Regions from separate parts of the Homo sapiens genome. Here all the other regions are linked to region 5. Evidence: chromatin loops called from intact Hi-C (ENCODE). Cell type or tissue: endothelial cell of umbilical vein. All regions are shown on one strand.

Region 1 (4,000 bases), 86 kb before region 5:
GATCTCATGAGACTTATTCACTATCATGAGAACAGCATGGGAAAAACCCACCCCCATGATTCAGTTACCTCCCACTGAGTCCCTCCCATGACATGTGGGGATTATGGGAGCTACAATTCCCGATGAGATTTGGGTGGGGACACAGCCAAACAATATTAGTATCCAAGATTATATATATATATAATGGTGGTAAGCTTCAAACCCTTACTCCTGTCTCTAAATTTCATATTTTCCCTAATATTCCACTTGTGGCATAATAGGCAAGGATGGGTTGGTCATGGGGGACAGAGAAATCACAGAACTAGCTGCCAGAAAACCTGGGCTCTAGTGTCCACAGTTTTTACTGTGTGTGGTTTTGGGCACATCTCTACGCTCTCTGGGCCTACTAGGGGGGTTTATTTCAGGGAGCAGTGTGAACTCCAAGGTGAGAGTGAGCCTCTAGGTGAAGGGGAGAATGAACAGAGCAAACTCTATTCCCCTCTTTTCGTTTTTGAGCTTTTGAGGGAAACAAAACAAAAATTTTGTTTTCAGCAGAGTACTGCTGGGATGAGAAGGATGAGAATGCTGAGAACGGGGTTCCTGCTCACTCTGTTGCCTGCCAGCTCTGATCCTCCAGCTGTCACACAGGGCTCAGTGATTTCCCTGTGTCTTTACAGGATGGAGGGCAAAGCCAAGTACATCCTCCCTACCGAAACAATATATGTTGGGGAAATGAAGGATGGCATGTTTCACGGCGAGGGAACCCTGTACTTCCCCAGCGGAAGCCAATACGACGCCATTTGGGAAAACGGATTGGCCATAAAGGTGATCAGCTGGGGGGACGGATGCTGTGGAGGAGAGATCCTCACGCAAGAAGAGCCTCACCCTCTGGCACCCCATCCTCCCTGTCTGGTGCCCACCTTGTTCCATTCACTCTTCTCTTTGCTTCTCCCCCACTCCCCCCACTTTTTTTTTTTTTTTTTAGTCTCACTCTGTCACCAGGCTGGAGTGCAGTGGCACAATCTCGGCTCACTGCAACCTCCGCCTCCTGGGTTCAAGCGAGTCTCCTGCCTCAGCCTCCCGAGTAGCTGGGACTACGGGCGTGCACCACCATGCCCAGCTAATTTTTGTATTTTTAGTAGAGATTGGGTTTCACCATGTTTGCCAGGATGGTCTCAGTCTCTTGACCTTGTGATCCACCCGCCTTGGCCTCCCAAAGTGCTGGGATTACAGGTGCGCAGGTGTGAGCCACCGCACCTGACCTTTTTTTTTTTTTTTTTTTTTGAAAACGAGTCTCTGTCGCCCAGGCTGGAGTGCAGTGGTGTGATCTCAGCTCACCACAACCTCTGCCTCCTGGGTTCAAGCTATTCTCTTGCCTAGGCCTCCTGAGTAGCTGGGATTACAGGTATGTGCCACCATGCCCGGCTAATTTCTCCCTGCTTCTGGATCTCCCAGGGCTCTAGAATCCTCTCCCTCTAGATCTGGAAGGATCTGTGGAGAGGCCATGATGAGTTTGCATCTGTTACACCACTTACTGCCTGATCTTAGGCCCACGACTTCACCTCCCTGAGAGTTCTTCACCTATCAACTCGGGACAGTTAGTTGCATTAGTTATGTGTTGGTACTATAACAGGTTACCACAAATTTAGTCTGAAATCAGCACAAATGTATTATCTTACAGTTCTAGAGCTCAAAAGTCTGAAATAAGTCAGCAAGCCTGCATTCCATCCAGAGGCTCTACGGGAAAACCTGTTTCCTTGCCTTTTCCAGCTTCTAGAGGCTGCCTGCATTCCTTGGCTCATGGCCACGCATCACTCCGACCTCTGCTTTCATCATCACGTCACCCTTCGTCCCTCTGCTTTCATCGTCATCTCTTCTTCTCTCACCCTGACCTTACTATTTCCCTCTCATAGGAACCTTGCAATCATATTTGGCACACCCAGATAATCCAAATAATCTTCCCACTTCAGGATCCTTCATTTAATTGCATCTGCAAAATCCCTCTTGCCATGTAAAGTAGCATATTCACAGGTTGCAGCAGACAGGGACATCTTTGGGGGACCATTATTCAGCCTACCACAATAGTACAAGGCACCTCAATATATATATGTGAACACTTTGCTAAGTTCCCAGCACACAAGAGGCACTCAATAAATGTTAGCTCTTATTACCACCATCACTGCTACTATCATTATAACTTACCTAATCCAAGGATTCTTACCCCCTGGTATTTGTGAGTCATGAATAGAATTCAGGGAGTCACTGAAACCTCTTGATTTATATACAGAAGTTTCTGTGTAAAGGGGACTAAGTTTTTCTCCAGGAAAAGCATCTATAGCTTTCATCAGTTTCACTAAGAGCATCTTGGGGCCTGACTCATGACCTAAAAAAGGTTAAGAAAGGCTCCTTGTTTTATAGCTTGGAGAGTCTAAGCCCCAGGAAGGGGATGTGACTTTCCCGAGGTCACACAGTGAATTAATAGTATCATTGGAATTTCCACCCGTGTTTCCTGATGCCCAGGCCAATGCAATTTCTACATCCTGAGGCTTCCTTTAGCAGTAAGGCAGCAAAGGCAGAATGTATGTGTTTGGACAAAGGGCCGTGGCTGATGGCTCTGACCTTTCCAGCTATAATAATAATAAAAGAATAATAACATTTATTGAGTGCTTACTTTGTGTCAGTGTGTCAGTCAGGGTTCTTCAGAGACACAAAACCAATAGGATATATAGAGATGTATGGAAAGAGATTTATATTAGGGATTGGCTCACAAGATTATGGAGGCTAAGAAGCCTCCCAATCTTCCCTCTGCAACCTGGAGGCCCAGGAAAGCTGTTAGTGTAGTTCCAGTCCAAACCCAAGGGCCTCAACCAGGGGGATCAATGGTGTAAGTCCCAGTCAGAGTTCAAAGGCCTGAGAACCAGGAATGCTGATGTCCAAGGGCAAGGAAGATGGATGTCCCAGCACAAGCAGAGACAGGGAATTGGCGCTTCCTCTGCCTTTTTGTTCTATCCAGACCCTCAACGGATTGTATGGTGCCCACCCACTTTGGTGAGGGTGGAACTTCTTTGCTCAGCCCACCGATTAAAATGTGAATCCCTTCTAGAAACGCCCTCATGAACACACCCAGAAATGTTTTACCAGCTATCTGGGCATCCCTTTCACTTAACCCAGTCAAGGTGTCTCACAAAATCAACCATCACAGCCAGGCACTGTGCTAAATGCTTCACGTGTGCTATCTCATTGAATTTTCAATCAACCCTATTTTATGTACACTATCATTAACTTAATTTTACAAATGAGGAAATGAAGGGCCAGAGAGAGTGGGTCGTCTGCCCAAGTTCATCTGCCAAAGTGAGTTCACCCACTTTGAGCGGCAGGGACAGGGCTCGGCACTTATACCCATTCCCTCTTGTCGTCACAACCATAATAATTGTGATAGTTACCACTTCTTTACTGCAGCCATCAGAAAGGCCCCCACTTCCCTTGACATCTGAACCTCTTGGCCAAAAGCCTTCAGCTTCCTCAGATGCACGTGTGTGCTCCTTGTCTTCCAGGGCACATATACGTTCTCAGATGGGCTGCACTATGATGAGAAAAACTGGCATTACTGCGACGGCTATGATCGGAGGTTTTACACAGAGATCCTCAATGGCTTGAAGCCTGCAGGTACCCAGGCACCCACCCTTTCCTTCATACCCAAACTGAGAGGGAAACTAAGACAGTTTCGGATAAGTGGACTGTGTCCTACTAAAGTAACTTAAAGGGGAAGAGGAACTGAGCAGGCGTAGAAGAATGCAAAAGAGCCAGGTCCTGGAGCCAGGAAGGCCAGTCCTCATATCTCAGCTCCACTGTGCTAGCCAGAGGACCATGGGCAAGGGACTTTACCCACTGCGCCTCAGTTTCTCCCCTTCAAAATGGAGTCAATCAGCTGGGCGTGGTGACTATGCCTGTAATCCCAGCACTTTGGGAGGCCAAGGCGGGTGGATCACTTGAGGTCAGGACTTCCAGACCATCCTGGCCA
Region 2 (4,000 bases), 96 kb before region 5:
ATGAATTCCAACAGAAACAACATCCTTTCACAGCTGTTTACCATGAATACCGTCTCAAATTCATTCAGATCTCTTTGTCTCAAACAACACAGAATTTCAACATCCTTCTCATTTATTCTCACAACAGCCTCATTGCACAGCAGGGCTACACAGTCTGCAGGTGTGGAAACTGAGACAAAGTCACCATCTAGAGCCAATCAACCTTCTAGTCCTGTCCTTGTCTCCTTAAACTACGTCTGTACCTCTTTTTATAGTACTTTATTTATACCATGCCTTGAGTTTTCCTAAATTTATGTAAAACAGAGAATAGTACTTAATAGAACTGTTATGAAGATTAAATGAGTTAATATATATAAAAATAATAAGAACAGTGCCTATCACATCGAAAGCACACCATAAATATTAGCTATTTTTATTTTTACTCAAAATTATCAAATGTGTCCAAGGACTTTCCAGTCCAAAGCTTCTGACTGCTTTTTCAATGGGGATGTGTCATAACTCCTAAGCCAATGAGGTCCAAAATGTATTTAACTCGCTCTCCAAACGGGCTCCTTTTTCTGGCTTCACCAGTACTATTGCCACGCTGCAAATCTGACTTTGATTCTTCAACCTTCCCTACCTCCAATATCTAATCCATTGCTAAGTCTGATCAATTCTAGATATACTTGTTCTTTGCTCTCTGTAAGCACAGTCTCTGTAAGCACCAATTACACTGGGATCATTAACATCTTTCTCAATAATTTTAAGAGCCACTGAGACTAGTCTCCCTGCTTTTCTTTTTCTTTCTTCAATCCATTCTTCACACAGCTGCTACCGTGATCTCCCTAAATGACAATTCTTATTTTACTCTGCTATTATATTAGCAACCAAACTCTCATTCAGCCTTAACAGCAGAATAAAGCCTAAACTTCTTAACGGGTACTGAAAGGCTTCTGGACCCAAACTATCTTTCCACCCTTCTCACCACAACATTTCAAAAAGGGACTGACTATTTACTGTTCTCTCAAAACACTGAACTCCTTTTTGACTCTCTGCATTTTCCCATCTCCTTACTTTTGCTCAGACCCTACCCTCACTTAGAGGGGTCTTCTCTTCATCTCCGCCCATAAATGCCATTCTTCATATGCCATTTAGTCATGTCTTACATTATGTCCAAAAAGTGCTTTCTCTATTCCCTTTATAGTTTCAGAGAATTTTATAGCTGGGATCACCTCATCTTACAAATAACCATGTCTGCAAATGCTAAAATCAAGTAATCAAGGTGACCGGCAGGTAGGCCTAGAATTTAGATACAACTTCAAATCTTTTCCTAAACCACATCTTCCCCCTTTCATAGTATTTAATCACACCTTGTCTTGTATTTTAGTTATTTATGTAATTATTCGTATGTTCATTCAATTGTGTGAAGACTAAAGGCAAATGTATTTCAGATACATCAGTTGTATGAAGTAGAACTTCAGATGTTTGTTGAACCTAATAAAAATTGCAACAAGAAATACAGCAACTCAAGATTAACCCAGCTACATGGGGTGGGGGCAGGGGGGTGGTTCGCCGGGGGGAACAAAAGAGTGGGGGCCACATGGCAGCTCCCCTCTGCCACCTCAGAGTAAATGTCACTTTAATATAATAAAGTCCCTGAACATAGCTAATAATTTCTTCCTCTGAGGAAAATAACAGTTGCCACTCTCACAGGCATCTAAGATTAAATGAAGCATTGCAGGTAGAAGACTTAACATACGGCCAGGCGCGGTGGCTCACGCCTGTAATCCCAGCACTTTGGGAGGCCGAGGCAGGCAGATTACGAGGTCAGGAGATCGAAACCATCCTGGCTAACACGGTGAAACCCCGTCTCTACTAAAAATACACAATATTAGCCGGGTGTGGTGATGAGCGCCTGTAGTCGCAGTTACTCGGGAGGCTGAGGCAGCAGAATCGCTTGAACCCGGGAGGCGGAGGTTGCAGTGGGCCAATATCGCGCCACTGCACTCCAGCCTGGGCAACAGAGCGAGACTCTCAAAAACAACAAAACAAACAAACAAAACACTTAACATAGTGCCGGGTATATCATTGCTGGTACATCATTTCTAGTCTTGGCCTTCCTCTCCTTTAATATAGCCTGTTCTACTATCCAGCCCTGCCATGACACTCCTCTGCCTTAAAACCTTCCACTCTTCCCACCACCTCCCTTACTGGATCAAGTCCAAACTGTTTGGTCTGGCCTTGTAGAAGCTGCTTCCAAGTCCTATCTCAGCCCAAGTTGCCTCTCCAGGCTCAGCACCTGCTGCTTCCCACCACCACCACTAGGGTCACATCAAACTGTACTTGGCTCCCTAAACACACAAGTTCTGCTAGGCCGTCTCATTCTTGTGAGTTTTCACCCATAATATAGTGGAAAAGCATTGGTTTTAAAATCAGACTTGGGTTCACTTCCAGCTCTATTACTTACGAGCTCCGTGACCTTGGGCAAATCATTTCTACTCTCGGGGACTAATTCCTTATTTATAACGCTACGACCAATTGTGTGTGTGTGTGTATATATATATATATGACCAATTGTGTGTGTGTATATATATATGGTATATACATATATATATATACACCAATTGTGTATATATATATATGGTATATATATATACACACCAATTGTGTGTGTGTATATATATGTGTATGTGTGTGTATATATATATATATCCTACCTTATAGTGTTGCTGGGAGGATTCAATGAATTAATGCATGGAAAGTAATTAGCATCCTGCCTGGTATCTAGAAAGGACTTGATCATGTTAGCTATAATTAGTAGGGTATGTTTCTACTTCACTCCTCACAGCACTAACTACATTGTACTGTGACTGCCTCTTTATGTGTCTGTCTCCCTACTGGATTGTAAAGTCCATGAAAGCACGAAGTATATCTCTTCCAGCGTTATGTGTACACGTTAATTACTGAAATGATATCTCTTGAATAAACGAATGCTTTAAATGGGTCCTGTTACCAAACACCTTCCCAAGGCTGTGAGTAGATGCACGCTCCAATATTGTCTCATTTTCCCGCGGCTTCGTCACCCCACTCTATGCACTCTGCACCGGTGATACCACTTTAAGGTAGATGACCGTCTCCCTCGACTGTGAGCCCCTAGGGTTGTATACTCACCTCGCATGCAAGTTTGAGGATTAAGCGACATAAGCTAAGTAAAATGACTGGTTGGTGCTTAATAAAATGTATCACTATTATTCACGGAAGGAGAAATAGGTCGCTGTGGAGGGCGAAAGGGGGAGGATTCTAGAGCCACTGCAAGATGCGACAGGGTGGGGTAGAGAGGGGAGGCGACTCCCAAAGCTGCGGAGGGGACCTCCGGGGGTCGACCTGTATATGCGTTGGAGGACTGGGGAGGGGGGCCCGGGTCCCAGGATCCGCGGAGCCCAAGGGGGGCTAGGCCCAGGCCCGAGAAGCCGCAGCCCCATGTCTCCCTTGCCTGTCCTCCGGATAGCCTCACCTCATCTACTTTCAGCTCCTCTAGAGTGGGCAGCTCCACTATCCCCGGCATGACGGCTGCAGCCCCGACCCCGACGAGAAGCCCTCAGCCGCGTCGCCCCCGTCTCCTTGAACTCCCCTTTCGACCGCCGAGTGCCACACGGCGCCTGCGCATGCGCATCCGGCAACACGCAGGCGTATTGCCCTGCCCAACCACGAGCGAGGGAGCGTGCGCAATACCAAGAACTTTTCAGCCTCCAGCGGGGTGGGGCTTCGATTCGGCTCCGCCCACCCCTCCAGGTTGTCATAGTGATGCCGTATCCACTGAGACTCCGGATCCTAACAGCTGGAAGCTAAAAACAGGCGCCATGGAGTACACAGGGAGCAAATATATCGGGGAATATGTAGATGGGAGGTAAGGGGCTCATTTGATTCACTTACTATACCTTGAATAGCTGTGACTGGAAAAAGACGGCTTTTTGCTTCTGCGAAACACCTTGTGCCAGGCACTTTCACAAACTTGCCCGAG
Region 3 (4,000 bases), 54 kb after region 5:
CTTGCCCAGGGCCACAAAGCTAAAAACTGATAGATCTGGACCTCAAGCCCCAACAGTCTGACTTCAGAGCCCGTTCTCTTAAGTGCTTCACCTGACAACCTTGCGTTCAGAGAGGAAAAATTAAAGTCCACAGGTACTCAACTTGTAAGTGTCAGAGCTGGAATTGGAAATCAGGTTTGCTTTGACCACCAAACTTGTGCTTTTTCGCATGTATGATGGAGCTGAGGCAAGAGTTATGTCTACTCACCCCAAAACTTGGGTTTCCATCCTTCTGTGGCGACAGGGAAAGAGAAGACAAGTGACTTAAGACCACTCAGCTGGGAATGTGGAGCTGTGACCCCGACCTTAACCTCCTTTCTCATTTGGTCAGGCTGGGCTGTATTTCAGAATGGTATGTCTGGTTTAACCAGGCATCAGTCACAGAATGGTCCTTTGAAAGCAGGTGCCCAGTTGTGTCCCCAGAGAGAACCAAAATTACTACTGGTATTAGAAGTCCTTCCAAAATGTATGATTTCCTTGGGCTAAAGGGACACCTACAGAAGATCTAATGTCTTTATGAGACATTAATGTACGTAAAACAGGCTAGTGGGATGAGGCGAGGGTGGTGTCCCTAGAAGCATAGGAAATCTGGCTGGGCTACACAAACAAAAACATTTCCGTCAGGACCGGCAGCCCCAAGGCATGGGGCAGCTCCCACTGGCAAACAGTGAAGCAGGAACGTGGTGCTGCTGATTTCAGGCCCATGCTCCTGTAGGGGGGAGTCCCGGAAGCCCAGGGAGGAGGTGGCAAGGTTTCTGTCAGTGGCAATGTCAGGAATGTATCTTGATAGGCCATTCCTTGAAAGTGCAGCTTCCTTCTCCCTTAGCCTGCTCCCCACAGCTGCTGGAGCAGAATTCCTGTCCCCTGCTTTCCCCATTGCCTTCTGCTCTCCTCTGTTCCCATTCTGTTTCTCTCTGCTCACTATCTGCTCAGTTGCCTAAGCACCAAGTGGCTAAATCCTTTGTGACCATTTTCTCTCTCACCACTCGCATCCTATTCTCCCCAGGAGAGAAGTCCTGGAGATTCTGTAGTAAGAATAATTTACTCAGCTATCCTTTGTTGAGCTCTTACAATGCATACATATTGACAGCACGCCAAGTACTTATCCCCCATTATTTCATTTAATCCTCCCTTCCACCCTCTTTGTAATATTCTTACTCCCATTTTATGTAGGAGAAAACTGAGTTTGGAGAGGCTGAATAGCATACTCAAAATTCTGAAGCTAACAAGTGGCAGAGCTGGGATTTCAGCTTAGGTCTTTTTGGCCCTAAACCGTGTCCTTTCTACATTTTAAAGCCCCCTTCAAGTGTCCAAAGAGCCTTCTGAAGTTGAGTGTCTGTTGCATTAACAACTTTTTTGCTGTCATTACCTGAGCTGAGCCTGGCTTCCTCTGATATGCACCTGGTGTATAGCTTTGTACATGTGTTGCATTCTCATTGAAACAATAGGAAGTATCATTTCAGTCAGTGGGATTCTCTGTTGTGTGAGTTAGCAGTGGGGCATGCCCTCTGCTTATTGTTCATAGGAACATGCTCAAGGAATTTTTCAGGAAGGCCCCCATCCAGGATGTTACTGGAAGATCTGCCTGGTGGAGCTTGTACAAACAAAGTATGACCCTGCCAGCTCAGCCAAAACCCCTGCCTTGTGCTAGAGGCTCTCTGACCCTAGCGGAAAAGGCTTCCTCACCCAGCCAAGAAACTGCAACAGGGTGGGTCCTGAGCTCCCTGTCTACCTGCCTAAAGGCTCCTGGTCAGACTCTTGCCATGTATTTAGATCTGGTTTGTATATTGCTGTCTACACAAACTACAAATCTGATCAAGTTTCTTCTTATTTTAATGTAAAATATGCATTTTTAAAATGTACTGTTTTAGTCTTTTTTTTTTTTTTTTTTTAAGATGGGGTCAGGCCGGATGCGGTGGCTGACGCCTGTAATCCCAGCACTCTGGGAGGCCGAGGCAGGCAGATCACTTAAGATCAGGAGTTCGTGACCAGCCTGGCCAACATGGCGAAACCCCGTCTCTACTAAAAATACAAAAATTATCCAGGCATGGTGGCTTGTGACTGTAATCCCAGCTACTCAGGAGGCTGAGGCAGGAGAATCGCTTGAACCCAGGAGGCGGAGGTGGCAGTGAGCCGAGATCACACCACTGCACTCCAGCCTGGGTGACAGAGCAAGACTCCATCTCCAAAAAAAAAAAAAAAAAAAAAAAGATGGGGTCATGCTGTCTCATCCAGGCTAAAGTACAGTGGCATAATCATGGCTCATTGCAGCCTCAGACTCCTGGGCTCAAGTGATCCTTTCGCCTCAGCCTCCCAAGTAGCCGAGACTACAGGCGCATACCATGACACCTGGCTAATTTTATTGTGTGTTGTAGGGATGGGGTCTCACTGACTTGTCCAGGCTTGTATTTTAGTCATTTTTTAAGTGTACAGTTCAGTGACATTAAGTATATTCACATTGCTGTATAAGCAATCTCTAGAATGCTCTTCATCCTGCAAAGCTCTGTACCTATTAAACAACTCCCCACTTACCTCTTCCCCCAGCCCCTGGTAACTACTATTCTACTTTCCGTCTCTATGAATTTGGCAGCTCTTAAGAACTTCATGTAAGTGGAATCATACAATATGTGTCTCTGTGAGTCTGGCATATTTCACTTAGCATAATGTTTTTTATGCTAACTGTTTTTTATGCTAAGGTTCATCCATGTGATAGCACATATCACATTCTCATTTCTTTTTAAGGCTCAATAATATTATATGCATATACCATATTTTGTTTATTGAGCTGTCAGTGGATCTACTAAGACCTACTAAGACATTGAAGGGCTTACAAAGCCTTGCTCTTGCCAGCCTCTCCACCCTTCTCTTTTGGGATAGTCTTTGCCTTCTTCTTTCTATACTATCACCTTTTTTTCATCCTATAAGAGCTATATTCTTATATATGCTATTCCCTGTGGTGAGAATGATCTTCCACTATCCCCCCAACTCTTAGGCAACTTAAATATCACTTAGCCTCAGTATCTCCACATTTAGTTCCTGGGGTCCCACAAAGAAAGGTTGGTCAGACTCCTTTCCCCACTTAATTATTTTTGTAGAACCTCTATATGTCTTTATGGTGCATATTACCACTGTAATTTATTCATTAATTTGCATGTGTTTGTGTAATGACTGCCTTCCTTGCCAAATGGTAAACTCCTGTGTATTTAATGCTATCTCCCTTTTTTCTGTCATAATGTCTATAATGTAGGTGCCTAGTAAGTAGTTGTTGAATGAAGCTATAGATTGAATGAATGAATCCTGAAAAGAGAAAATTTCAGGGCTACATGCTGAGAGCGTTTGGATTTTAAAATGTCTGTGAGATGTTAAATTACCAGTGAGATCTCAAAAAGTCATCTTGCCATAGCATAGATCTTTGCTCTGTCATTCCTCTGTTGATTAAAAACTTTCATTATTTGAAGATGCTTCAGGGCTTCCAAAAATGTAACCAACAACAGCAGCAGAGACAGTTTACATTTCCTGAGTGTTTATTCTCTATCAGGCCTTGTACTGGATGCTTCCCATGTATTACCTCATCTAAATCTCACAATAACTCTGAAAGGGAGGTTCTGTTTCATTTGTTTGTTTTTAATTTCTGTTTCCAAATGAGAAGAGCAAGGCTCAGACGGTTTAAATAACTTGCATAGGGTCACTCAGCTTGTAAGTGGCAGGCCCAGAAGTGGGGTCGGATCTGAGTTTTGTAGCCTGGGATAGAGCCCACCGCTCCTCCTCATCAACTGAAGTAGTCTCTTTTTATCTGTTTTGCAAATGGGGCCTCTGCCTCAGTTTTCTTTGGAGCCAGGGGTTTGTGGCTAAAGAAGAATTTGAAAACTCCAGGCCTGTAGAGTATATTTGACTGGGATGTACCCTTTTCAGCTTCATGCTGTCCCTCCACTACATCTCCCACTGTGCTTCCCAAAATGCA
Region 4 (4,000 bases), 130 kb before region 5:
GCGGAGAAAGAAACTGAGGCCCAGAGAGCCCAAGGACGCATCACAGATGAAAACAGCATCTGGAAGCCGACTCCTTACAGAAGCCTGAGCCCACGCAGGACCTGCTTTTATGCTGCCCCCTTGTGGTCAGAGGAGGGACTGCCACCCAGAGGCGCCCCCTGCCTTGAGTCCACTGAAATATTTGGTCTCCTTTTCTCCTTCTGAGGTCAGCTCGCCTCAACCCTACCCCAGGGTCTTACTCCCTCCTTGTTTGTAGGTCCGGAGGATCCTCAAGGGCAAAGGGCACCCGAGTGTCCCCACCAAAGGCTGGCCCCCTTGAGCAGAGATACGTGGAGAGGTGACCAGCTTTGCTTTACTGAGCCTGCCTGGCAGCCCCACAGCCATATCCGGGCCCCCTCTTCAGTCCTCATCTCCGTGCCTCCTCTTGTTTTCTACATGACTAATCATGTCCTCTTTCTTGGAACCCCCTCCTTCCTTGGCCCCAGTGATGCCACACTCTCCTGGGTTTCCTCCAGTCTTCCTGGGTGTTCCTTCTCTCTTTTGTGGGCATCTTGTTCCCCTCGGTCCCAGCCTGTTGGTGCCCCCTGAGCCTCTTGTTTTTGCCTGGATTTGGAGCTGGGCCACCTAGCCGGCAAGCAGGTAGACACCTCAGGGCACCATCAGACCAGGAGCATCAAACAAGGAAGATGAGGAGGAAAATGTGTTTCTGTGAACCCATGGATGTGATGATTGCAAACGTTTTTTGTTTTTATTTTTATTTTTGTTTTTTGAGATGGAGTCTCACTCTGTTGCTCAGGCTGGAGTGTAGTGGTGTGATCTCGGCTCACTGCAACCTCTCCCTCCCAGGTTCAAGCAATTCTCCTGCCTCAGCCCCCCGAGTAGCTAGAATTACAGGCATGCGCCACTATGCTCGGCTAACTTTTTGTATTTTTAGTACAGACGGGGTTTCACCATGTTGGCCAGGCTGGTCTCGAACTCTTGACCTCAGGTAATCTGCCCATCTTGGCCTCCCAAAATGCTGGGATTACAGGTGTGAGCCACCGTGCCAGTCCAAGAGTTTTGTAAGGCATGTAAGTGTTACATTTTATAATTTAATTTAGACTCCTTTTTGACTCATGGGGGTGAGGTGAACACCATATCTTTGGTGCTTAGGGCTTCCAAGGACCTTTCCTGGGTGGCCTCAGCTGTGCACTGCCTTCAACCACCTGTCAGTAACCTTCCAACTCCCAAGTGAATATCTCCAGGCCTGATTTCAACTGCCTCCTGGATACCTCTCCAGACATCCCCTTGGCTCTCAGGCTCTAGGCTGATACCTCTCCAGACATCCTCTCCAGACATCCCCTTGGCTCTCAGGCTCTCAGGCTCTCAGAGCCACATCAGACTCATCATCTCTCCCCCAGGCCCCTTTGTCAGCACTGATATGCCCCAAGGTAACTTCATCTTCCGGCTCCATGCCCACCATGGCCAATTCCTCACCAAAGCCTGGCGAGTCCATCTCCTTAATAGCTCTGGGATCTGCGTCGTTCTTGCCACCTCACTCCTGCCCCTGTCCTGGTCCAGGCCACCACATCCCTCCCGTCTGGCCCTCCTGCCTCCTTAGCTGGTGCTCACATGCCCATCTGACCAAGTCGCTTCTTAGCTGGTGCTCCTTAAGCTTCTCCTTAGCTGGTGCTCACATGCCCATCTGACCAAGTCGCTTCCCTGTCTGGGCCTGTCTCCAGATCCCTGTCCCCCAGAATAAAGCCCACACACCTAATACTGGCCTCGAAGACCTCCAAGGGGTGGCCTGGCCACCCTCCACAGCCTCATCTCCCGCCACCCAGGATCTCCCCTGCTGTTTGAGGTGCTGAGATGCTGTCAGAGTTTGATGACTGACAAACAAACCAAACAGGAGAGTGGCTGGGCTGGGGTGAAGTAGGAGAAGACTAGACATACCTCCCAGAGCTCTTCAAGCTGGTGATGACCTATGAAGTTGTCCACTCTGCCACTAAAGACCACCAATCTGCAAGTGGTCCCAGCCCAACTCGTACTCCTCCCATGATAAGGAGCTCCGCCCCCTCACCATCCCTGGACTGGTCCTTCTGTGAGCAAGTTCTGCTCACATGTTCTGCATTACATGCAGATTGGGGTAGGGAACTGGAACTCAAAAGACCCTCGACCCTAGGAACACAAATTCCTTTTCCTCCCTGAAATCCCATCCCTGGGAGTCCCAGTTCTCTGGGTCTGGGCCTGGGCACCCGCATCGTGGCTCAGCTGTGGTTCTAGGAAGCTAGCCAGAGCCTGACAGAGAGATTGCCAAGACAGCCGCCAGAGGGCAGTGCTGCCCCACACACGCCCAGGGGCCAGCCTGCCTTTGTGTCTCAGGCTGCGTGGGTCTTTCAAGGAGAGGCTGCGTGTCTATGTTTGTGTGTATGTGACTGTGGGAGTCTATTACTTTGTGTGTCTCTGGCGGCAGGGTTGGGGGTTGTCTAGGCCAGTTGGTATATGTGGTTGTCCATTTTTGCTCACGTCTGAATACCCCAATTTCCATCCCAGGAAGGGGTGCAGATGCCTGGTTACTCAGTGGGGCCCCAGGCAGGACGGGGAGGAGCACGGCCATCCTCTGAAGAGCCCTCGCCACCATCACCCCCACCATGAGCCTCCAGCCAGACTGGGCCTCAGGTACTTGTCAGTTAAGTCAATGACCCAGTGACAAGGACCAGTTAGTTGTCCTTGTCACTGTCTGGAACCAGGGCCAGTCCTGGTCTGTGGCGTCCAGGTGCTGCAAAGCCCCAGTCCCTCCCTCCCAGCCTCCTCTCCCCTCCTGCCCACCATCACCATACAACAAGGACAGGGAGACTATACCCCCATATCACAGTGGAGGTGTCCGTTTGATCAGCCTTGAGCTGGACACCAGAGCTTCCTGGTGACTCACCGGCAGCCCCCAGGCTGGTCAGGCCCGGGAGAAGGACGCCAGTGTACCCTGCCTGCTGCTGTACCTGCAGGACATGCCTGGACACCAGCGTGCTCTGGGAGGGAGCTGTCCTGTTGCCTGCGGTGGTGGGGACAGGGGAAGGCTGCTCTGAGCTGTACTTGGGATGCGTCTGGGAAGACAGGACGGGCGTGCCAGCAAGAGAACAGCATGTGCAGGGCAGGGAGGTGTGAGGGCGCAGCCTGGGCAGCCAAGGGGCCTGAGCCGCAGGATAAGTGGATCTGGTGGCATGCGGGAGGCGGCAGAGGCAGCGGGCAGGGAGGGGCCTCTCTCCCCAGCAGCTTGGTTGCGGGGACGAGCCAAGCCACCCCATGCTCACAGCCAAGGCAGGGGTCTTGAGACCCGCCTCATACCTCTGTGACCTCCAAGGAGCAGACGGTCCCCGTTACTGCCCCTGCTGTACCCAGGGACCCAGGAACGCAGGGAATGTGAAGCTGGAGGGGGAGGGACAGCGACTGACATTCTAGACCGGTGATGCACCCAGATAGAGGCCTAGAGCGAGGAGAGGAAGTGCGGGGCACAGAATAAGTAGAGAGAGAACAGAGGGAGAAAGAGACACCGGGAGGGGAAGGGAGACAGAGACGGGGAGTCGGAGGAGGGAGCGGAGAGAACCGAGGGAAGGGGTTGCCAGGAGGAGGGGTAGGGAGAACTTTCTTGGCCTCCCTGCTCGCGCCCTCCCGGGCAATCAGGCCGGCAGGAGGCAGGTGGTCCGGGGCAGACAATGGCGCGGAGGAGTGCGGAACCTGGGACTAAATTTGGCGTTGCCTTTGCAGGGCGCGGGGCGCCCGTTCATCTCGATGCAAAGGAGAGACGAAATGAATATGCAGCGCGGGCTGTAATTGGGCCGCCGCGGCCGCCGCCGCCGCCGCCGCACTATAATTTTCCAAACAGGATCTTGCAATCAGGGCCTTATTCATTAGCGCATAAACAATTTTGTTTCTCGGCACTCGAGCCTGTCAATCACGCGGAGAGGGAACATCTTGGCCGGAGGCGCGGGCCACCGTGCGCGCTCCCACGCGCGCCCCCTCG
Region 5 (4,000 bases):
AATTTACCCCAGGGATGAAATCTCTCGCCCCAGCCCCCTGCCTTCCTCTAAACTGCTATGTTAGTTTATTTGGCAAACAGAGTTGTTTGCCTCTATTTGGTATGGGAACTAGAATTGTCATGGCTATGCATCTGTCCAACACAAAAATACCAAACAAAAAAACCACACCTTACAAACAGCTGTCTGGCCTACAAGCACTATTTGTTTTTCTTTTGGAGAAAAGCTCAAAAATAGTGTTGATTTATTTATTTTTAATTCCTTGGCAATGAAATGGCATTTGTGAATAACTATAACTCCATCAGAAACACACACCCATTCTCCAAAAGACAAAGCCTATCCTATCTCAAAAATAAAGTAACAAACATATATGCATTCATGCAAACAAACAAACAAACAAACAGTCCTGGAAGATCTTCCTATTAGATTTTGTAGTTAATTCTTAGACCCAAATTGCACTTGTGAGAAACTCTGCCATTAATCAAACCACAGCTAGTGATACTTCCACAGCACTTGAGAGTTTCAATGACTGATGTGACTGAACATGAGGACAATGTGGAACAACTATGTGACTGAGGCCGGTTTCACAAAGGGCAGGGGAACCTGGCCAGTCCTATAAATCACCCAGCTATGGGTAACTAACCAACCTCAGTTGCCTTAAAACAGTTTATACTCTAGGGTACGGTCAAGTAAAGAATACAGATGGTCAAGGGAGAAATTTATTCCTGGCAGGATGTTCACTCCAAGCTATTGCTTACCACTACTCTGCCCTTCATCCTCTATTAAATTTCTTACTCCAAAACTTACTTGGTTTCTACAGAGCTTTTAAGTTATTCAAACAGATGTGGCCTTAACAGGTTGCTGCGGCCAATCTCAATTCCGACTTCCTGTCATCTGATGTGGGGGTGAGACAAACCAACAGCTCTCCCGTTTCCTTTCCCTTTGGCCTTCCTCCTGGCATCCTCCGTGCTATTCAAATGGAGTCAAGGCTTTCTCTAAACAATGCTGTCCCTGTGATACTAAAAAGGTATCAGCCCACATGCTAAATCTGTTATTACTGGGAATTCTACCCCACAGGGAGTCAGTAAAGTTGTCGTTATAGCCACATTTATATTCACATTGTTTTCTAAGAGAAACTCATCAAAATTTTATTCTTGAGCAAGAATTTCCTTTGGGAGGCAGAAAGATATGAAATGGACCATACACTATACTAAATTTGATACTAATGCACATCAACAAGCAAGTCCAATATCCTGGATCAAGTGTCTGACACAGTGGAACAAGAAAGACATAATACAGGTTTAGTACTGGGACAAATGCAAGGATCCCAAGGCATATTGTGGATATTAATCTGGTCTATTTTGAAAGGTAAAACCACCATGATCCCCTACTTTCTAACTTCCCAACTCCCATCAGGACACCTCAACCACTAGAGAGAATGTAGGAAGTGACTTCAGGGGAAACGAAGACACCTTAAGTGCAAATGTGTGGTTTTACTTGACTTTTTGAACAGGCTTACAGCAAGGGTGAGTCTCTCACACACAAAGATGGGCGAGAAGAGTCTCCCCCAGGGTCTTTAATTCACAGCTGTATCTTCAAATTACTAAGCCTATTCAAATCTTAACACCGTGCCAGTTGCCACAGAATGGGGAGTCAAACCTATTCTTAAAAAAAAAAAAAAAAAAATCTAGGCCAGGCGCAGTGGCTCACGCCTGTAATCTCAGCACTTTGGGAGGCCGAGGTGGGTGGATTGCCTGAGGTCAGGACTTCGAGACCAGCCTGACTAACATGGTGAAACCCTGTCTCTACTAAAAATACAAAAAAATTAGCCAAGCATGGTGGCGCATGCCCGTAGTCCCAGCTACTCAGGAGGCTGAGGCAAGAGAATCACTTGAATCCGGGAGGCAGAGGTTGCAGTGAACCGAGATCGCACCACTGCACTCCAGCCTGGGCGACAGAGCAAGATTCCGTCTCAAAAAAAAAAAAGAAAAAAAACCCACAAAAACACACACACACAAAAAAAACAAAAAAGACAATCTAAGGCTACTGTGGGCTGGTCATCTTTTCATTAGCTCCATTCTGCTTAGAAGCAGGAAGGTAACACGATTGGCATTTCCTAAGAAATGAATTTTAATTTACTCAGAAAAAAAAAAACACACACACCAACAAAAGATTACTCTTTGTAAAGCTAACAAACACATTCTGCCCAAGAAGTGTGACCTTAAGATTCCAGGAACATCTGCTTAGGTTTGTGTCTTTCAACTTCTCCAGGATTTCTTTTCTTGTTTGATAATTTCTTAAAATTATCGGAACACTGAAACAAAAGGAATGAAATGTTTACTATTTTGCTTCCTGGAGATGGGGACTGCAGGCTCTGATAGTGAAAAAAGCCTGAAGGATCTTGCTTTCACATCTGCAAGCACTTTTATCTGCTGCTGAAGTGCGGGAGAGCACACTACTCAGCAGAGGCTTGCTTCACTTAATGAAATGTGCGCCCTGCAGCCTTCAGGAGCTGGAAAATTAGCACACCAGCCCCACACACATATCTGCAACTTAATCAGTGTTTTCTGTAATTGGTCTTTAAGACAGCTTTTCTGCCTAATGGCACAGAAATAATTAATCTATACACATGTTAAAATAGATACCTACAATGTGTCTAGAGCCAAGCAGGCTTATGGGCTATGCAGATGAATAAAACTAGGTTCCTGCCTTCAAGAACCTCACATTCTAGTTAAGACAGAGAGAGATGTAATCAAACAATTACAAAACAATGGGATGCTTGTACACAGAGGGATGAATACGAGCACACAGAATGAAGACCAATGGTACAAGGAAGGTGGTGGTTAAGGAGAGCTTTGTGAAAGGAGTGATATCTGACTGGGTTGTGTCAGTGTGAGTGAGTACTAAAGACAAAGGTGAAAAAGGGTCTGATCCATTGGAGTAGAGTGGGGGTAGCCAGTAAGATGGGGCTGAAAGGTAGGCAGAGGACAGGTTGTGAAGGATGTCGTAGGCTGAGGGAATTTTAATTTCGGGTTGTAGGCAATTGGAAGCCCATGAAATGACATTTAATATTATTTTTGATGCACAATTTGTTGTAGAGAAAATTTTCTTTATAAATGGATATAGAAATTACTATGAGATGGGTCTTTATGTTTTATGATAAGTACATTATTATATGGTCTTATTGTGCTTCCAATTTAAGTAACCAAACAGTGAAGGCTGTTTCATGTAAACCAAGACATAAAAAGAAGTATGGACAATGAGGAGACATAAGGTATGGACTGAGAGAGAAACAGGTTTCTTCGGGGGTGAACACACTGTTCTTGCATGCTCATGCATTTATTTTCCCTTGCATTCCAGCTTACCTAGTTTATCCCTGAAAGTCTGTACCAGGAGGACATTTCCACCTGGATGGCTCTCCACTGCTTTTAACTTTGCTTAACACACCCCAAACTGAATCCCTCCCTGCCACAAACTGATGATCCTTCCAGCTATCCCTCTGGTCAGGGGGAACAAGATCTTTTTATATTCCTCAGGCAAGAAACCTCAGGATCACCTCAACCTTCCACTCCATTTCAATCACTTTCCTCATCTCTCAGACTCACTCATCAGTCTCCAAGTTCACTGTCTCTATCTAGGTGATAATCGATGGCCAGACTGGTTCATGGCGATCTCTCTTAGCTAATCTTCATCTTCAATTTCTGCCCTTCATCCTGCATATCGATGTAAAATTTCTCTACTAACACATCATTGTCTAGCCTGGGCAATATAGTGAGACCTCGTCTCTACAAAAAAATTAGCTGAGTGTGGTGGCACATGCCTGTACTCCCAGCTACTCGGGAGGCTGAGGTGGGAGGATTGCCTGAGCTTGGGAGGCTGAGGTGGGAGGATTGCTTGAGGCTGGGAGGTGGAGGTTGCAGTGAGCTGAGATTGAGCCACTGCACCCCAGCCTGGGCAACAGAGTGAGACTCTGTCTCAAAAAGAAAACAACAACAACAACAAC
Region 6 (4,000 bases), 96 kb after region 5:
AACCCTACACCCTGGGGTAATTGAGATCAGATGCAGCTGTGACCCACAGAATGCTCCCTAGGAACCTGGAAGCATTTATTGTCTGGAAGAGAATCCAGGGTTATCCTCCCTCCCTTGCTGTCCCCTCCCCAGGCGGCCTGGCCGAAGGTGGATCGGGCCTGAGGAGCCTCTGGTGCTGCCCCGGGTTAGAGCAGAGGCCTTGATGAATACGACTGCTGAAAGCGTCTTCCTGGCTTCCTCCTTCCTGGGGATATGGTTACAGGGGGCCAGACTTCCTGCCCAGCCTGCCTTCGCCTTCGCCTTTTTAGCAAAGTGTGGTTCTGCAGGCTCTCCTCCTGCAGGCAGCTCCGCACGCCCACCCCCATGCTTTGCAGCTGGGGCACCAGCTGGCCCCATTTCATTCAGAGCCCAGCTCAAATGTCACCTCCTCAGGGAGACCCTCCCTGGCCACCCTATATGAACCAGCCCACCTACCAGCAGTCCTTCCCTCTCACCCTGTTTAATTCTCTTCATATCACTTATCTTTAGTTGGGTGGTTCATTTATTTTCTTTCAATAATGTTTATTTCCTCTCCCCACCGCAAGAATGTGAACCCTGGGAGGAAGGGGACTTTGTCCTGCTCACTGCTGTATCATGAAGCCTGGAACTGTGCTTGGCACATAGTAGGTGCTCAGTAAATACTGGCTGAAAGAACAAGGCAAGGACTGAGCAACTGCTGTTGACCTCTGAACTTGGAAGTTGGCCTTGAATCACATTGCTCTGAGGTGAGGTTTGCAGTTTCGGATCTCCACCCTTTGGCTTGTCCTGATTGCACATCTCTGGTATAAATCCCCACTATCTTTTTTTTTTAAACAGAGTCTCACTTTGTCACCCAGGCTGGAGTGCTGTGGTATGATCTCGGCTCACTGCAACCTCTGCCTCCCAGGTTCAAGTGATTCTCCTGCCTCAGCCTCCCGAGTGTGGGATTATGGGTGCCTGCCACTACACCTGGCCCCTGGTCTCCAATTTCTTGTGTCTGGATTTTGGTTCTCTCTCCTCACTCAACAAGCCCATTTTACATGGTAGTGCTATGAAGTCGGGCAGGGTGCCTGCTGGCCAATACCATACCTTTGTCTGACTTGAGAAAAGGTGCTCCCTAATGGGAGGATGCAGTCCTGCTGGTCCCCAGCTTGACCAACAGAAAGTGAACTTACATGAAGAAAACGGACCATCTTTTTTGGCTGACACAGCCCCACACTTGGGCATAGGTTGGCTGATTTCAGACCTCTTGTGTAGTGCACAGACTCCACAGGTGTGTGACTTGTGCTTGGTTTAATCTTCTACTGCCATTGTCTTGAACATTTTAATATTTGAACAAGGGGCTGCATATTTTTATTTTTCAAAGGGCCCCTCAAATTACGTAGCTAGTCCTGATTCTACACACAGTCCTGATTAGGTGTTAGCTGCCCCCATTATACAGAGGGGGGAAGCTGAAGCCCAGAAAAGGTGACCACTAACGTGGCTCAGTGAAGCCTGGTGGGGCAGAGGCTGGTCTGCCAGCTCCTAGCTGGGTGAGGCTGGGCACACTCTGTTATGGGGGAAACAGGCATGGTCCCCTCCCCTGACCCCCGCAGGTGCTCAGGATCAGAGAGAAGAGAGATGCTGTTCACTTGTTTGCATTGCCCGGACACAGCAGGTGCTTGGTACTTGTGGGGGACTGAGGTGCCAGGGCAGTGTGGTAGAGGGAGTGACGCTTTCCATTAGGGGCTTTGGAGAGGGCTCCCTGGAGGAGGTGTCAAGGGATCTGACATTGAAGGATGAGGAGGGTTTGAATCAAGAGAGGAGGGGAAGGATATTCCCAAGAGAAGGTCCAGGATGGGCAAAGATCGCTCAGTCTGGATAGGAGAATGAGGATGGCACTGGAGAGGTAGGGGCCTCAACGTCAGGGTGAAGATTTTATCTTCTGTGTGGGCTTGGGAGAGTCCCCAGCTTCTACTCCAACCACAGCAGATCAGTGTAAACATGTTTTCTGTTTTATACATGGGATGGAGGTGCAGGGAGTGAGAGGGTCTTTGGATTTTGCTTGTAAAAAAAGAAGTTGCCTCTAAAAATATGGTTAAAAGCCACAGCTGTCGGGGATGGAAAACAGAGAAGGAATTAATACTCCGTCTGGCAGCTCTGGCCTTCTTTCCTTAAGGAGGGTTTGCCCTCTTTAAGGAAAACCCATAGCCTCAGAGAGGGGCAGGTGTCTGCTCTGGGTCCCTGGTGTATCTAGAACCCAGGACTCCTGACTACTAGATTGGTGCTTTTTTGACTTCATAGCTGCAGGAACTCATCTCCACAGGCCTGTGGTCCAGTTTCCGTGGTCTCGTGGCAAAGCTGCATCTCCAGCAGCAATAGATGCTTCCTTCTCCCTCCTCTGGCCGGCCTGCCAGGCCAGCCCTGGAAAAAGGCGGCCTATGCTGCCACCTGGTGGCCACTCACAGGCAGGGGAGGGTGCCACTTCTCTGCTGGGAGCTAGCTGCATTGTCCTGGTAACTGATGGTCTAGACACGGGATCCTGTGCCTGGGTGGGGGTTGCCCTGTTCTGGGGCATTGACCCCTTTGGGAATCTGGGACTATTAATGGTGGTATGGCCCACCTCAAATCTGTTCTTCCTTCTGTCTTTCCCAGTCTAAGGGACTTAATACCCTAATTGTCTAATCTGGAAGCCTGGGTTTTACCCTTGACTCTTCCCCCTCTCTTTTCCCCTAAATCCGGTCTGTCCCGAAGTCCTGTCAAGCCTACCTTTTAGGCACATATGGCATGTGTCCCATGCTCTCTATTCTCAAGACCACGACTCGGGTCCAGCCGCGTCATTGTCCTCACCTGGTCTTCTCCCCACTCAGGCCTGTCTGCAATCCACTCCCCAGTCTACATCCAGAGGGACTTTGTTAAAATGCATGAATACTTATATTCTCCCTGCTTGAAACCATCAATGGCTCCCTATTACCCCCAGGACAAAACTTAGCCTTTTTGCCAGGCTGCCTCTTAGAATTGCCACCCTCTTAGAAATAGTCTCTTACAAACCCTCTAGCTCTGCTTCCCACAAGCCCCCTCTTTCCCCCACTAGCTGGGCAGCATAGCACAGTGGTTACAGGAGTAGATGCTAGTGCCTGGGTATCTGCTTTTTTTTTTTTTTTTTTTTTTTTTTTGCAATGGAGTCTCACTCTGTCGCCCAGGCTGGAGTGCAGTGGCGCAATCTCAGCTCACTGCAAGCTCCGCCTCCTGGGTTCACGCCATTCTCCTGCCTCAGCCTCCCCAGTAGCTGGGACTACAAGCGCCTGCCACCACGCCTGGCTAATTTTTTGTATTTTTTTTTTTTTTTAGTAGAGATGGGGTTTCACCCTGTTAGCCAGGATGGTCTCAATCTCCTGACCTCATGATCCTCCCGCCTTGGCCTCCCAAAGTGCTGGGATTACAGGCGTGAGCCATCAAGCCCTGCTGGTATCTGCTTTTAAATTTCGCTTTTGTCATTTGATAACTGTGTGACCTCAGTCAGGTTCCTTATCTCATTTTCCCAATCTCCAAAATGGGATTGATGATAATAGTGCCTAAGAGGCACTATTAACTGAAATATCACATAAGAAATTGTGCTAAGTTGGGCCAACTACAAGGTTAGAGGGCAGAGACTCCACACAAGACCACTTTCATTTCTTTCTTTCTTTCTTTTTTTTTTTTTTGAGATGGAGTCTGGCTCTGTTGCCCAGGCTGGAGTGCAGTGGTGTGATCTCGGCTCACTGCAACCACCACCTCCAAGGTGTGAGTGATTCTTCTGCCTCAGCCTCCCAAGTAGCTGGGACTACAGGTGCGTGCCACCAAGCCTGGCTTTTTTTTTTTTTTTTTTTTTGTATTTTTAGTAGAGACAGGGTTTCACCGTGTTAGCCAGGATGGTCTCGATCTCCTGACCTTGTGATCCGCCCGCCTCGGCCTCCCAAAGTGCTTGGATTACAGGCGTGAGCCACTGTGCCCGGCCCACCTT
Region 7 (4,000 bases), 200 kb after region 5:
TTTAGAAAGTGATCCTTAATGTAGTAACTTCTATAACATTTTATGCACAAAAATACATTTTAAAACTCTGCAACCATGAGGACCATATTATTCAATGAGCAGTTGGAATTCTTTCCCAAGAATCACATTGAGCCATGAGTATATTTACTTAAAAATTTCTGATATATCTTTTTTAGTTGGACTATCTTCTCTCTTCCCTTTTTCTCCACTATCACCTGCATTATTATTATTATTATTATTATTATTATTATTATTATTATTATTATTTTGAGATGGAGTTTCGCTCTTGTTACCCAGGCTGGAGTGCAATGGCGCGATCTCAGCTCACTGCAACCTACACCACCCGGGTTCAAGTGATTCTCCTGCCTCGGCCTCGTGAGTAGCTGGGATTACAGGCATGCGCCACCAAGCCCAGCTAATTTTGTATTTTTAGTAGAGATGGGGTTTCTCCATGTTGGTCAGGCTGGTCTCCAATTCCCAACCTCAGGTGATCCTCCAGCCTTGGCCTCCCAAAGTGCTGGGATTACAGGCGTGAGCCACCATGCCTGGCCTCACCTGCATTTTTACAGGCTTCAACAGAGGTGTTGAGCTGCATATGTCACTTTTTAAAAGCTAAATTTACTTCTTTCTTTGGCCAATAGATCTCCATGAGTATTGCATCAACTGGAAGTTTTAGTTTGACTTCTCAAAATACCTTTTTATTCTGGCAACCATTTTCATTTATTTTTTATAAAGTAGCCTACAAATTCTTTATTACCTGTAGCAGAAAGATTAGACAATGTTCAGGACATTAATATAATCATGTCAATTTCCTAGCCTTCTCAGCAAAAATACCATTTTCTCATACACATTTCCCATAACTGGTGTAATTACTGGAGGTCATTGCTCAGTAAAGTCCAGGTTCCCTCTGGTCTGGGGGCATAATTACACTTCACCCACCAAGGAGTAATTTTTTTTTTCTTTGAGACGGAGTCTCGCTCTGTCGCCCAGGCTGGAGTGCAGTAGTGCGGTGTTGGCTCACTGCAAGCTCCGCCTCCCGGGTTCACGCCATTCTCCTGCCTCAGCCTCCCGAGTAACTGGGACTACAGGTGCCTGCCACCACGCCCGGCTAATTTTTTGTATTTTTAGTAGAGACAGGGTTTCACCGTGTTGGCCAGGATGGTCTTGATTTCCTGACCTTGTGATCCACCTGCCTCAGCCTCCCAAGGTGCTGGGATTACAGGTGTGAGTCACCGCGCCCAGCCCAAGGAATAAGTATTAGAGTAACTCAGGTTCCAGGTATCACTGTGGAGCACTGCCCATCTGTCCACAATTGGTAGAGTTTGAGCCGGTTAAGGATCAACTTTGGGTCATCCAAGGTAATACCAATTGTATCACAGAGTCAAAACTCCTTTCAACTTTTTGACACTGTTGCTCTGAGGGAGTAGCAGTAAATGGCATGCTTACCAGTCATCTTGCCATATGCCATAGGTTAGGTTGGCCATAGTGTTCCCATAAACATACCTCCTCTTGCTTGAGCCTGCAGCACAACTGCTATTTAAATATATCAGGTGCTGTTGCTGTTGACATGGCAATTATTCCTTCCCTGGTGAGCATATGGATTCTTGTCCGGAGTTATTGACAAGCAAGATGCTGAGCGAGTTGGGTAACATGCATAGTCCATTCAAATACTGTGATATGGTTTGGATATTTGTCCTGCTCAAATCTCATGCTGAAATGAAATCCCATGGGGATTGGAGGTGGGGCCTGATGGGAGGTGTTTGGGTCATGGGGGTGTGTTCTCCTGAATTTGGTTGTTTAAAAATTGTATGGTGGCTGGACACAGTGGCTCACGCCTGTAATCTCAGCACTTTGGGAGGCCGAAGCTGGCGGATCACCTGAGGTCAGGAGTTCAAGACCAGCCTGACCAACATGGTGAAACCCCATCTCTACTAAAAATACAAAATTAGCTGGGTGTGGTGGCGCATGCCTGTAATCCCAGCTACTCAGGAGGCTGAGCCAGGAGAATTGCTTGAACCCGGGAGGCAGAGGTTGCAGTGAGCCGAGATCACGCCATTGCACTCCAGACTGGGCAACAAGAGCAAAGCTTCGTCTCAAAAAAAAAAAAAAAAAAAAAAATGGGTGTGGCACCTGCCCGTATCCCCGCCTTGCTCCTGCCCTTTTCATGTGACCTGCCTGCTCCAGCTTTGCCTTCCACTATGAGTAAAACTCCCCGAGGCCTCCCTGGAAGCTGAGCAGATGCTGGTGTCATGCTTGTGCAGTGTGCAGAACCATGAGCCAATTAAACCTCTTTTCTTTATAAATTACCCAGTCTCAGGTATTCCTTTACAGCCATGCAAGAATGGCCTAGCACATTGCTTCATCATATTTCTGGGCCAAATGCAAGTTCAGTGAGTTTCCTGGGAGAGAACTCCCCCTAGTGACCATTTAGACCACAAGCATGAGTCTCCAGAAAAGTCATTTCCACTTGCCATGCTTAACCAAGTTCCCAACCTCCTAAGTCCCTCTTAGTACTCTGGACCAATGCTGGGTCTGTGATCACAAGTGTTGCAGCCATGAGTACTTGTGATACAAGACTAATTCAAGTACACTACATGCATCTAAAAAGTACTGTGTCCCTCAAGAGATTGTAGGGTTATCATACTCAGTTCCCAGGGGCTGTTCAGTTCAAGTATCCCAAAGGCTTCCCATAATCATCGTATTGGAAATTCCAGGGTGAGATCATCATTGGTATGTGACAACCAGGTCATGTCAATATTCACCTCTCAGACATCATTGTGATTTTTTGAATGCCTGCCTGTATTGTTTTCCAAACACATTACCATATGCTGTAGTTAAAAGGGCAAACTAGACTCCAATATGCTAGGCAGACAACTGCAATGATGTCTCCCTCATACCCAGGTATTTGCTTTAACAATGGAGTGTCATCTTGGGTTACAACAACATGATGCAGAGCTGTTAGCTGACAGTCACAGTATGTTCAGTGAGGTTCAAAGGCAGGAATCCTCTTAGTGCTACAGTGAATCAGCATGATACACATAAGAACAAAATGTGACTAAAACAGTAATCCCAACCTACTGTTGCTTAGGCAGGTCATCAAAGAACTCTGAGGTCTTCTCTCCAAATCTCGTACATAAGGTCTCAGGTAATTGTTGCCATGTGGCTTCGGTCCAATCCTCCTTATCAAGGGGAAATAAATCTTGGGGTATTTCCTTGTATGGGCTATGATCAGCACCACATATGAGAGAAACAGCTAAGAATATTGTTCTCCTGCTCCTGAGATAAAAATGACAACTCCCAGTGGCCGGGTGCAGTGGCTCACGCCTGTAATCCCAGCACTTTGGGAGGCCGAGGTGGGTGGATCATTTGAGGCCAGGAGTTTGAGACCAGCCTGGCAATATAGTGAAACCCTGTCTCTACTAAAAATACAAAAAATTAGTCAGGTGCGGTGGCATCTGTCTGTAGTCCCAGCTACTCAGGAAGCTGAGATATGAGAATTGCTTGAACCTTCTAGGCTGAGGTTGCAGCGAGCTGAGATCATGCCACTGCACTCCAGCCTGGGTGACAGAGTGAGACTCGATCTAAAAAAAAAAAAGTCACCTTCCTTTCCAGGTATTATTTCCCATTTTATGATCTCTTTCCATTTATTACCTGTCTTGATCCAGACTGGGCTTCTCTGGGTAGACATCTCTGGTTCAGCTATCCTGCCCTCTACAGGCATGTAGCAGATTAAGCTTTCCAGAACTGCTTCTTGTGTCCATTACCAGGTAGAAGGCATAGGGCTAGAAAGGCAAACGAAGATGGGAATGTCTCACAGGGGAGGGACGCATCACCTATGGTCAGCCGTCATGAGATGAAGTCACTATCCATCTCATTATTTGTTTAGGAATATGCACAGTCAAGTTATTTATTTGTTTATCTTTAACTTTAGGTTTCTTTTTAAATAAAACAAATTTGCCTCCAGCAAACACTAAACTGCTTCTGCCTCTATAAAGTTGTC

The links. Hi-C counts contacts between places; a loop is a spot of excess contacts. Peaks named below come from ENCODE experiments on the same cell type or tissue, not always from the same donor. Only the 100,000 strongest peaks of a DNase experiment are listed, where the experiment ranks them.
Region 1: it touches region 5 in a loop (7-fold over the local background); 36 of 110 quality-filtered maps call a loop at or near these places.
Region 2: it touches region 5 in a loop (4-fold over the local background); 39 of 110 quality-filtered maps call a loop at or near these places.
Region 3: it touches region 5 in a loop (2.7-fold over the local background); 9 of 110 quality-filtered maps call a loop at or near these places.
Region 4: a loop joins it to region 5, with 5 times the contacts of the local background. A loop is called at or near these places in 25 of 110 quality-filtered maps.
Region 6: it touches region 5 in a loop (5-fold over the local background); 30 of 110 quality-filtered maps call a loop at or near these places.
Region 7: a loop joins it to region 5, with 2.8 times the contacts of the local background. A loop is called at or near these places in 6 of 110 quality-filtered maps.

Annotation. Positions count from the first base shown.
Region 1 is chr9:122,166,112-122,170,111 of GRCh38, forward strand. MORN5 (MORN repeat containing 5) reads left to right here. Exons shown (of 5, transcript NM_198469.4): 2 at 657-804; 3 at 3,534-3,645. Among named protein-coding and RNA genes, the nearest start is that of MORN5, 8.2 kb to the left of the region's middle. In endothelial cell of umbilical vein, no CTCF peak of the experiment used is centred here; a DNase peak (open chromatin) is centred at 2,470.
Region 2 is chr9:122,156,134-122,160,133 of GRCh38, forward strand. NDUFA8 (NADH:ubiquinone oxidoreductase subunit A8) reads right to left here and starts at 3,646. Exons shown (of 4, transcript NM_014222.3): 1 at 3,494-3,646. The coding sequence starts at 3,544. It overlaps MORN5 (MORN repeat containing 5), which reads left to right and starts at 3,775. Exons shown (of 5, transcript NM_198469.4): 1 at 3,775-3,886. The coding sequence starts at 3,840. RefSeq lists an enhancer at 3,557-3,851. In endothelial cell of umbilical vein, a CTCF peak has its summit at 2,310; DNase peaks (open chromatin) are centred at 2,288 and 3,708; H3K4me3 peaks cover 1,048 bases; H3K27ac peaks cover 448 bases.
Region 3 is chr9:122,306,474-122,310,473 of GRCh38, forward strand. All of the region lies in intron 5 of MRRF (mitochondrial ribosome recycling factor), which reads left to right. Among named protein-coding and RNA genes, the nearest start is that of MRRF, 44 kb to the left of the region's middle. In endothelial cell of umbilical vein, no CTCF peak of the experiment used is centred here; DNase peaks (open chromatin) are centred at 668 and 1,628; H3K27ac peaks cover 2,135 bases.
Region 4 is chr9:122,123,032-122,127,031 of GRCh38, forward strand. No RefSeq gene overlaps it. Among named protein-coding and RNA genes, the nearest start is that of MIR4478, 4.9 kb to the left of the region's middle. RefSeq lists enhancers at 2,112-2,878, 2,879-3,644, 3,645-4,000. In endothelial cell of umbilical vein, CTCF peaks have their summits at 145 (motif pointing left) and 2,298 (motif pointing right); DNase peaks (open chromatin) are centred at 130 and 2,330.
Region 5 is chr9:122,252,057-122,256,056 of GRCh38, forward strand. All of the region lies in intron 2 of RBM18 (RNA binding motif protein 18), which reads right to left. Among named protein-coding and RNA genes, the nearest start is that of RBM18, 11 kb to the right of the region's middle. In endothelial cell of umbilical vein, no CTCF peak of the experiment used is centred here; DNase peaks (open chromatin) are centred at 945 and 2,275; H3K27ac peaks cover 3,048 bases.
Region 6 is chr9:122,348,309-122,352,308 of GRCh38, forward strand. No RefSeq gene overlaps it. Among named protein-coding and RNA genes, the nearest start is that of PTGS1, 21 kb to the right of the region's middle. RefSeq lists a silencer at 2,294-2,500. In endothelial cell of umbilical vein, a CTCF peak has its summit at 2,448 (motif pointing left); a DNase peak (open chromatin) is centred at 2,423; H3K27ac peaks cover 322 bases.
Region 7 is chr9:122,450,934-122,454,933 of GRCh38, forward strand. It overlaps a transcript of OR1J2 not described here. Among named protein-coding and RNA genes, the nearest start is that of OR1J1, 25 kb to the right of the region's middle. In endothelial cell of umbilical vein, CTCF peaks have their summits at 2,435 (motif pointing left) and 3,719 (motif pointing left); a DNase peak (open chromatin) is centred at 2,408.